Linked DNA regions of Mus musculus: region 1 is linked to region 2. A link is a loop called in an ENCODE intact Hi-C map of the cell type or tissue named here. Cell type or tissue: left cerebral cortex. All regions are shown on one strand. Links, peaks and the distances in the headings refer to the core of each region. The heading gives the core; the rest is flanking DNA.

What was found. Peaks named below come from ENCODE experiments on the same cell type or tissue, not always from the same donor. Only the 100,000 strongest peaks of a DNase experiment are listed, where the experiment ranks them.
Region 1: a loop joins it to region 2, with 4 times the contacts of the local background. A loop is called at or near these places in 5 of 42 quality-filtered maps.

The regions. Positions count from the first base shown.
Region 1 is chr17:71,595,990-71,601,363 of GRCm38, forward strand. It overlaps Trmt61b (tRNA methyltransferase 61B), which reads right to left and starts at 2,772. Exons shown (of 6, transcript NR_027952.1): 1 at 1,947-2,772. n-TCgca52 (a tRNA gene) reads left to right here and starts at 3,282; the gene lies at 3,282-3,353. In left cerebral cortex, for the core only: no CTCF peak of the experiment used is centred there; DNase peaks (open chromatin) are centred at 2,795 and 3,223; H3K4me3 peaks cover 2,144 bases; H3K27ac peaks cover 843 bases.
Region 2 is chr17:71,524,490-71,529,803 of GRCm38, forward strand. It overlaps Ndc80 (NDC80 kinetochore complex component), which reads right to left and starts at 2,368. Exons shown (of 17, transcript NM_023294.2): 1 at 2,222-2,368; 2 at 1,144-1,253. The coding sequence starts at 1,244. It also overlaps a transcript of Spdya not described here and the pseudogene Mettl4-ps1. In left cerebral cortex, for the core only: a CTCF peak has its summit at 2,917; DNase peaks (open chromatin) are centred at 2,547 and 3,370; H3K4me3 peaks cover 1,364 bases; H3K27ac peaks cover 1,016 bases.

The DNA of each region.
Region 1 (5,374 bases), core at 265-5,264, 72 kb after region 2:
AAGGGAAGAAGGGAAGGAAGGAAGGGAAGAAGGGAAGAGAAGGAGGGAAGGAGGGAAGGGAAGGGAAGGAAAAGAAGAAAGGAGGGGAGGAAGAAGAAGAGGAAGGAAGAGGAGAGGAGGGGAGGAGGAGAGGAGAGGAGGGGAGGGGAGGGGAAGGGAGGGGAGGGGAGGAGACGAGGAGAGGAGAGGAGAGGAGAGGAGAGGAGAGGAGAGGAGAGGAGGAGAGGAAAGAGAAGAGAAGAGAAGAGAAGAGAAGAGAAGAGAAGAGAAGAGAAGAGAAGAGAAGAGAAGAGAAGAGGAGAAGAGAGAAGAGATGGGCTGGAGATATGGTCAGTGATTAAGAGCACTGGCTGCTCTGATCTTCAGAGGCCCTGAATTTGATTCACAACAACCACACTGTGGCTTACAACCATCTGTACTGGGATTTGATGTCCTCTTCTGATGTGCAGACATACATACAAGCACTTATACATAAAATATATAAGGAAACAAACTTTTATTTGCCAGAGTGTGATGTCACATGCCTTTAATCCCAGGAGGCAGAGGCAGATGGATCTAATAATTCGAGGCCAGCCTGGTCTACAGAGCAAGTTCCAGGACAGCCAGGTCTACACAGAGAAACCCTATCCAAAAGAAGAAGAAGAAAAAGAAGAAGGAGGAGGAGGAGGAAGAGGAGGGGAAGGAGGAAGAAGAGGAAGAGGAGGAGGAAGAGAGGAGGAAAGGAAACTATTAACTTTTAATTTAGAACTATAATATTAGGGAGTTTAGAACCTTGCTATGTAGACTAGGCTAACCCAAAATCACAATGCATTTCCCGCCTCTGCCTGCTATGTGCTTAAGGCATTCACCACAATAGCCTGCTAGTTGTCTAAAAGCTAAAGAGCCTAGACACTAGTTTCACTAGTGGTGAAACATCTGCATGGCTTTGCTGCCTTTTGTGGGGCTGGGGTAGAGTGTAATGGAACTCCATCCTTTAGGCAGATAGGACCTCTGTAATCTTGAAATCAGAGTAGCTGTGATTATTCAACTGAGACCCCCAAAAATCCCATGGATGGCCTATTCACCTTCCCTCCTTGAAGTGGGGCAGGGGGTGTGTGTTTTAGCCACCAACTCCTGCTCACCCACCCAAACCAGCCAACTTCCCCGCCTCCCCATGGCAGTTTCACATGGTCTTAGGGTGGCACAGCTTACAAGAGGTAGGTTTACTGGGTTTGGGACTCCAGGGCTGTGACTTTAGGAAGGAGTCATCCATGGTTGGATGGGGCTTTTCCAGACTCCTTGGCATGTCTACACAGCAGTACTGAACTCAATAATCACACTGGCTTTAACCCCAATAACCAAACAAACTGGACTTGGATGGAATGGTCTGTTGGTGTCCTAACTGAGGTGAATAGCCATTTATGTGCCGCTCCCTGAGGAAAGGAATGCAGGGCTTTTGGTGCAGTCTAGGCAAGCCTTCTACTACTAAGTTACATCCCTAACCCTAATACAAATATGTATGCGATAATGGATTTCCAGTAACATTCCTTATTAAGTATCATTATTAAAATACTGCCACAGGGCCTGCGAGATGGCTCAGCCAGTAGACACGAAGGCAAGCCTGGTAACCCGAATTTATTCCAGGATCCCAGGTGGCAGAAGAGACTCTGGGAGAGTTACCCTCTGACCTCCACACTGTTTGCAAGTTCTCATTCAGGGCCCACTCCCCAAATATTAAAAACAAAAAAATATGGTATTATTACAATGGTACTACAAAATGTACCCCCAAACAGTTCAACATCCTAAGATCAATACCCATACGCTTCAGAGCTGTGGGGAACAAACAGGTACGTCTCTGTTTAGCGAGTCCATACCATTCTGCTAGTAAACTGGCATAATCTTCATTTTAGATAAGGGAGTGGCAAATATCAAATGTAAATTCTGTTTCCTTCTAAAATTATCAGTACCTGAACATGTTTAAAAATCCAACATGCTGAAAAACTCCAAAGGTCGGTGATGAGAACATTCATCGGACTGTGGTAGTGCGCCGTCCGTCCTCGCCCTTCCTGGAACCCACACACACCTAATTCCCATGACAATACTTTTGGGATAGGTTCCGGCGTTCCCTCTTCCATCAATATACAGAGTCCTCCAAAGGTGGCCTCCGCAGAGAACTCTTACCGGGAAAACATGTCAGGATCTGGCCAGGATACTTGTCCTCGATCTCCCTGAACGCAATCGCTCCCCAGTTACTATTAAAGTGTCCGACGTTGCAGAGTAGGACTAATTTCTTTAATTGTGATTCTCTCTTTCCCGCCAGAGCTTTAATAAGCATCCCCGACTGAAAAGAGTCCTCTGGAAAGGGACCAGGAGGAGGCAGCGCGAAGCTCTCCGGGCTCGGTAGCCACTCGTGTCCAGCACGCGATCCTCGGAGTCATATCCTGTAGGGTCTCAGTGGCCCTGCTCTCCGCTCTGGTCCTCCGGATCTCGAGGGGGTAACTCCTCCCTCGAAGTTCCCAGCCCGAGCCTTTCCACATACTAGAGACAACCGGGTCCCGACGATCCGGACGCGGGCAGCACGGGAAGGGAACGACCGGTGCACGCGCTCTCCAACTCGCGTGTCCCCAGGCAAGGACCCGCAACCCCGGGAAATGAGCTCGCTCACGAGGCACCGACCCAAAGTCAAGCAGGAATGAATCGGCTCTGAGCTCTGATCGCCTCTCGGGCGCCTCAACCTCACAAGGAAGAACCACGTCGTCCTTAGAGAGCCTGACGTCCGGAGCAGGTGCTGTCGCACACGTGTGACGTAGCCACCGCCGTGCCCTTTGCCCGGTTTTGGGGTAGTGCAGGCTGTGGGCTCCCCCGCGTCGCCGACAGAGTGCGTCACCGCCTTGGCGTCCAGCACATGCGGTGGCCCGAGCTTAGGGCTCGTTGGCCTCCGGGCTAAAATCCTGGCTTTCCGCGAGTGGCAAAAGCACAGAGTTTACTTACTGCTCACCAATCTCCGCTAGCCGCCCAGGGACAGGAAGACCCGGGAAGACTAGACGTGGAACCTGGACAGTCTTAACCAGGTTTAAGTCACTAGTGGTGGTGGACAGGACCGTCACCCATCATCCCCAAGAGTCCAAAGTCATCTAGCCCAGAAAAATCGTTGGTCAGGCGTCATAGGACGCACTGCTTGCTGACCCGCACACCTTGCTCATAACTGGGAGGTCTATTTCGAATGGCTAGGGACTCTCTGGTCAGCCTCAGCCCGAGGTCTAGAGTGTTCACAAAGGTAGAGTAAGGTGGCAGTAGCCACCGGGGGTATAGCTCAGTGGTAGAGCATTTGACTGCAGATCAAGAGGTCCCTGGTTCAAATCCAGGTGCCCCCTTCCTATAATTTTGGTGGCACATTCCAGCACTTGGGAGGCAGAACCAACCTAATTTACATAGTGGGTTACAGGATAGCCAGAGACTATCCGATGGCTAAGCTACAAAATAAACAGGAAAAAAAAAAAAAAAAAAATCAACACAACTGTTTTAACCACCCCGCCTACCCAAATAAACACTTCTTTTCCTGTGCGCCACCACTGCCCAGCAATAAACACTTCCTAAAATTGAAGTTAGCCGGGTGTGGTGGCGCATGCCTTTAATCCCAGCACTCGGGAGGCAGAGGCAGGCGAATTTCTGAATTCGAAGCCAGCCTGGTCTACAGAGTGAGCTTCAGGTAGCCAGGGCTACACAGAGAAACCCTGTCTCAAAAAACAAATAAAATTTGTACAACAGCACATCTGTCTCAAAAAACCAAAAACAAACAAACAAAAAAACTGAAGTTACCTTTTGCACTCAAAGTTAAATATCATTAGCCTGCCTATAAGTTTATTGAGAATCAGACAGTACCATGCACATATATTGAAAATTTGCAATTCAGTTAGAAATCAGTATTTATGACCTACTATACAAAGAAGATTAAACGACGTCAGCAAGTCCCCTGACAAGGTAGCTGAGAAATGGGATGGTGGGATTTCTAACTAGGTTGACCACGTTCAGCAGCTCTTGTTGATGGTACCATACACCTTTCTAAAGACTAAGGAATGGTGGGGTGATAGCTGGGTGTGTAAAAAGTGCTTGCTTTGCAAGAACTGGGATCTGAGTTTGATTTCCAGAACTCATGTTTAAAAGGGGGACAGCAAGATGGCTCAGCAGATAAAGGTACGTGCCAAAGAGATTGATGACTAGATATCTATGGTAGGATTCCAGTGGAAAAGCAGACTTTCCTCTGATACCCACACATATTTTGTTGCATTCATTTCCCTCCCTCCACTATTTCTTTTAAGTCAGGGCATGATGGCGCATATTTACATACACAACTCTGATCCCAGGGAAGCAGAAACAGGCAGATCTCCCAGCACAGCCTCCATTTCAGGAGACTTTCTATTTTCCATTACTAACACTGTGGCGGGATTGTTTGGCCACAGTGTCTGTCTCCTAGGCTTCATTATGCTTTGGGGTTCGGAGAATAGATCTCTCTTATCCCAGATTGTATCCCTGAAATCCTAGCATGAGCCCTGAAGGAACGGATAAAGGAAAGACGCAAAACAAAGCCATAGTACTTTTTCCCTTGCTGGCAAAGTACATTTGCTTGTGATGCCGCTTAAAATATGAAAACAGATCAATGCTCAGAGACAGGGAGAACAGAGCTCACAAAGTCACTTAACTACTGAGTTACCGTATCAGTTCCTCTGCTCAGAGATCAGAGAAGAGGATCCCAAAATGGACACAGTCTATGTAAGTGTCACTTTTTAGACAATATCTCCTTTCTGCAATTTTGTTTTTGTTTTTGTTTTTGTTTTTGTTTTTTTTTTTTGAGACAGAGTTCTCTGTGTAGTCCTGGCTGTCGTAGAACTCATTCTATAGACCAGGCTGGCCTAGAACTTAGAGATCTGACTGCTTCTGCCTCCTAAAGGCTGAGCCTAAGGGCATGAACTGCCACTGCCTCCACTTCCCCCCCAACACACACACACACACACACACACACACACACACCAATTTTTCAAATTTATTTCTTTCTTTCTTTCTTTCTTTCTTTCTTTTTTTTTTTTTTTTTTTTTTTTTTGGTTTTTCAAGACAGGGTTTCTCTGTATATCCCTGGCTGACCTGGAACTAACTCTGTAGACCAGGCTGGCCTTGAACTCAGAAATCCACCTGCCTCTGCCTCCCAAGTGCTGGGATTAAAGGCATGTGCCACCACCGCCCGGCGATTTTTCAAATTTCTATAATCCATTATTATCCCAACAAGGAAGAAAAGTGGCTTTCACCTATATCTGTGCTGGGGAGAATGTGGAGAGCAGTGAGCTTCGGGAAGTCAAAGAGGCAGAAAGATTCAGATTGGGTGCCATTTGTGGAGAGACAC
Region 2 (5,314 bases), core at 1-5,000:
TCTAATAGTAGAGCCTCACCAGGCACCGGTAGTGGTACACACCTTTAATCCCAGCAGTTGGCGAGGCAGAGGCAGGCAAATTTCTGAGTTCGAGGCCAGCCTGCTCTACAAAGTGAATTCTAGGACAGCCAGAGAAACCCTGTCTCAAAAACAAACAAACAAACAAACACCCCAAACAAACAAAAAAAGTAGTGGAGCCTTATACTATATCAATACAAGTGTTTACGAATGGCTTTTTAAGTAGCTAGCTTATATGTAGACTTTATAGGATATAGGGTTAGAGAGAGCCTTCTGTTAACTGGAAGAGCAATCTCAGAGAGAAAAACTGATGTTTACCATAAGAAATTCGTTGGTTGGTTGTTCTGTGAACTATACAAGCTGGGGAACTTACTATATAGCCACACTGGCCTTAAATTCACATTGAGCCATCATCATCATCATCTTCTCTTTTTTTTTTCTTTAAAGCTTTATTTAGTATATGTAAGTACACTGTAGCTGTCTTCAGACACCCCAGGAGAGGGCATAAGATCTCATTACAGATGGCTGTGAGCCACCATGTGGTTGCTGGGATTTGAACTCAGGACCTTTGGAAGAGCAGTCAGTGTTCTTAACCGCTGAGCCATCTCTCCAGCCCTGAGCCATCTTCTTCTTAGAGCCTTTTGAATACTGGAATTGTAGGGGTGTGTGTGTGACCACACCGAGCTATGTAGCACGTTCCCTTGGACACCTGCCCCCAAACTTGAGGAAATTATGTTATAGCTTATCACCAAAACAAATAAATCTGCTTCCATTTTATTACTACCTTTAGTATTTGGAAACATCTTAATAAATAATGAGTAATACCATGGTGCCTACTTAAACGGCTAATAACAAAGGAATAAGAGGAAAGCAAGCATTGACAATTATTTTATAGCACGCCCAGTAAAGAATCTGACTATGGGAATTGGAGAGACAACGAGCTAAAACCTAGCATCGTGTCCACTTTTATATTTCATTGCCCCCCTCCCCCTAATCCAGTACTACTGGGAGGAGACAGGAGTCACCAAGACATCACTTACACTTTTGTACTAACCATTTCTGGCACTTTTTTTTTTTCTCTAGACAGTAAAGTAAGCAGCTGAGAAGCACAGGGGAGGCACTTACGTTTGAGGGGTATAAAGGCCTGGCTTATTGAGGTCCAGGGTCCTTAACTCCTGCATAGAGAGGCGGCCAGCACCACAGGTGGAAACTGAACTGCGCTTCATTCTCGAAACCTAATTCAGGATTTCAGCGTTAGGAAAATGTTCCAGACTCAAGCAATTCAACGAGCAACAATTATTATCTTTATCCTCTAGTAGGAAAGCAACTAAGTTTGTTTCTGTACAACAATCGTTTCCTTGTATGCTATATTTATTTGTCCATGTAAACCGAAGTTCTTACAAAGAACACCTACGCAACTTCAAGTAGAAAAAAACGAGGCAGAAAAAAGAGGGGAAGATGGAGCTGAAAGTTTTGGGAGAAAAGGAGAGGGGACGACTGAGGAGAAGGAAAGTAGAGCAGAAGCACCTGGCCTGGAGAAGTTCTAAGGGGTCTCTTATATGGGGAAGATGGTAGTGTAGTGATAGATCTGCCCAATGTAGGCGCACAGCATGTATTCATATTAATTAAGTTGTGTTTTCATTGCCTGGGCTTATTTGGGTTGGAGATTTACTGCAACACCTTTCAACAAAGATAAACAATCCGGTTTACAACACAGGCTGCTCCCGCTTTTAAAACAAGTATCAAAATAATGTCTACGTTGGAGTCTGTCTTCATCTCTGCAGCATCAGACACTATGCACTCGGCCCTAGCTTCCACAGAGGGTTAGACAGATCGCATTTTTATTGTTGTTGTTTTGTCTTGAGCTAGGGGTGGAGAGTCAGACCCTTTAGCAAGCTGGGCTGAGCGCTGAGCACTGAGCCACACCCCTCCTTGTTTTGGTGGCTTGCGTTCAACCTAGTTTTACTCTCATGATTTCACTGGTTTCCAGTCATGTCCATACCAGGCTTTTAAGTTGCAGCATCAGCACGGGTACACAACACACCAATCAGCTTTCCCCCTGTCAGTCCCCACCTGTTAGCATCGCCTTCTCCCGCTACAAACGTTGCAGAGCCGGGCAGATCCCACCCCAGCTCCCTCGCAACAGTCAGCTCCAGCGCCGCGGACCATTTTAACACAGAGCTGATCCCATCTCAGCAGTTACCTTTCGCTCAGCTTCTCAACGAGACCCGGCGCCCAGCTTTCCGTAAACCGCACGACTGCACACGAAAACAGCCGCCCAAACCAGAGCGTCCGCTTCCGTCAACCCAAGGCGGTTTGAATTTTAAAGTTTCCGCCCGCGCTGACGTCAGGACTGCGACGGCGAGTACGCATGCGCGCTCGCTCAGCGCCCGCCCTCGTCGCCGGAAGTGTCCGCATCGGGGGCCAAGCGAGCTCTGGGCTCTTCCCAGGTCGTCGTTAGCGTCGGTGACCCGAAGGGAGTCCCGCCCTGTCCGGGAAGCTGGCATCTAGGACGAGTAGGGCTGTCCGGGCGGAGCGGCCCGAGCCCTCCTGGAATCAAGTTCCGTACAGCAATATGGCTGCGTCCTGGAAGTAGAAAGCGCGGGTTTGTCTCCGATAGGATGGAGGCCAGGACCCAAGCCTATGAGGCGGCGTGAGGTTCCTGACGTTAGGAGAGGCTGTCGAGTGTGGCGGTGGACGAGCCTGAGGGATATTTAACATCAGGCTTCCTCAAGTGCTCTGGATTCCCGCCGCCCAGCCTCGGAACAACAAGCAGGCGTTACTAGTTCCCGGATGGTGGTGGCCTGTCCCTGGGCTAAAGTGTAGATTCCTGGCTCTCGGCATTATTGTGCCGTTAGCTAGTTTTGAGCTAAGCAGTCCTTTTTTGAGTTTGAGGTTCCCTAGCGGTCACAGTGACTCCTCACTTTACGTCTCTACTGGGAAACCAAAATCTCAGGTATCACGAAGATCTCCATCACCAAATAGTAGTCAGCAGATATATTAGCAGGCATTATATTTCAGACTCTGTAAGCGGCAGTTCATTTACTTCTTGAAACTAATGGCATTAGAACATAAAAATGATCGTTTTAGTCGGGCGTTGTGGTACACACCTTTAATTTCCACGCTCTGGAAGCGGGGGTGGGGTGGGGGTAGGTTGTGGGGGAATCTCTGACCATCCTGGTTTACCTAGTGAGATCCGGGACAGCTAGAGCAACATAGACACTATATCAAAACAAAACAACCAACAAACCCAAGCAAAACCACCCCAAACAAAACCCACACGTACAAACAACTCCAAAAACTAAAGAGATAATTTTGAGGCTCAGTGAATTCAATGACTTTAGTTTGTATGTGGGGCAGGGTCCACACCCGAGAGAGTCTTGAATTTGAGGCCAGTTTGATGGACCTGGCATACACCAGGGCAACCTAGTGACTCTCTGTCTTTAAGAAACAAACACTATTCTGCAGTCAGTTGCATAAGAAATTTGACTATAAATGCTATTAGACGAGCCTTTAATTTATTTTTTATTCGGTTTTCTCTTAAGGTTTCCACTACATTATAATAAAGCTATATCCAGAAATGCAAAACATATCTTAAGTGAAGATAAAAATGTTCTGTAAAACCTAGTTACTGGAGTGTGGCTCAAACAGATTATAAATCTTGAAGTTTTGACCTAGCAAACTAGTTAAGTTGTGAACTTCTGATTACTATTCATGCTGCACTTGGTTTGGCTAGAGCACTCTTTTAATCTTACTGCCCTACAACTGATAAGGATTAGGTAGGGCAGGGATCTGAGAAATGGAGTGACTTCCTGTGGCAATTGTAGTTTGAAAGCACAACAGCTGTCTTTCCTTTCATTCCTGTGGCCCTCTCTAAATAGATTTATATCATTTAAAAAAGGGTAAATTCTTGTAGGTAATTACTATCCTTTGACTTGACAAGACACTCACCTTTTAAGGATTTAGTGACTTGAATACTTGGACCATGTGGACTCGTGCCTTGACTCAAGGACCAAAAAAGGACCATAGAGGGCACCCGAAGAAAGGAGGATCAAACTAAGAAGCATCTTTGGCTAAGTTGGCTGAAAAATTTGAATGACCAATTCTGAAATTAAAAGACATTTAAAGTATCGCATTTTTCCTTAAAGGTGGTATGTACACACTCACCTTGTATGTTTAAATATAAAACCTACTTGTGTGTACAAAGTACATCATCGATATACAGGACAGTAAGAACTTAATTACAACATTGGTATCAAACCCAGGACCCGCACGCTGAGCTATACTCCCAGCCCTGGTTGTGATTCTTTTTTTTTTTTTTTAAGATTTATTTATTTATTACATATAAGTACACTGTAGCTGTCCTCAGACACACCAGAAGTGGGTATCAGATCTCATTATGGATGGTTGTGAGCCACCATGTGGTTACTGGGACTTGAACTCAGGACCTTCAGAAGAGCAGTCAATGCTCTTAACCTCTGAGCCATCTCGCCAGCCCTCTGGTTGTGATTCTTGATTATCAGGTTTTTGTTTGTTTGGTTTGGTTTGGTTTTATGAGAATGTCTGTGGTGCATCATTTGCCTCCTGGGTGGTTACTGGATCATCTTGTCATTTCATTAACAAAGTAAACTGTCAACTTCCCCAGTGTCAAGAGCGTTTTTGTAGTAAAAAACAACCCCACTTCTTCTGTCTACATGGATTCTCTTCAGCTGGATCCCAGGTCTCCTTTTGGAGCTTCTGCTACATGCTTTGCTCCTGACTCCACTACTGTGTCGGGCAGTGAGGATGGAGGAAGTTGTGAAATGATCACCCAAAAATATGTTTTCCGATCTGAGCTATTTAATGTCACCAAACCTTACATAATTCCAGCTGTTCACTAAGAGCACCAACAAAGTAACAAAACCGAAAATCTACTGAATGAGGATGAACAAGAGGGCTCTGTTTCTGTTGGGAAAGTAGGAAGTGTTAAGCGTCTTTTTTTTTAAACATGAAACAAAAAAATTTCATTAAGTATCTCAAACATCTTCCCATTTTCTTTTTTTTATTATTATTTTTTTTATTACGTATTTTCCTCAATTACATTTCCAATGCTATCCCAAAAGTCCCCCCCGTCCCTCCCCCCACACTCCCCTACCCACCCATTCCCATTTTTTGGCCCTGGTGTTCCCCTGTACTGGGGCATATAAAGTTTGCCTGACCAATGGGCCTCTCTTTCCAGTGATGGCCGACTAGGCCATCTTTTGATACATATGCAGCTAGAGTCAAGAGCTCTGGGGTACTGGTTAGTTCATAATGT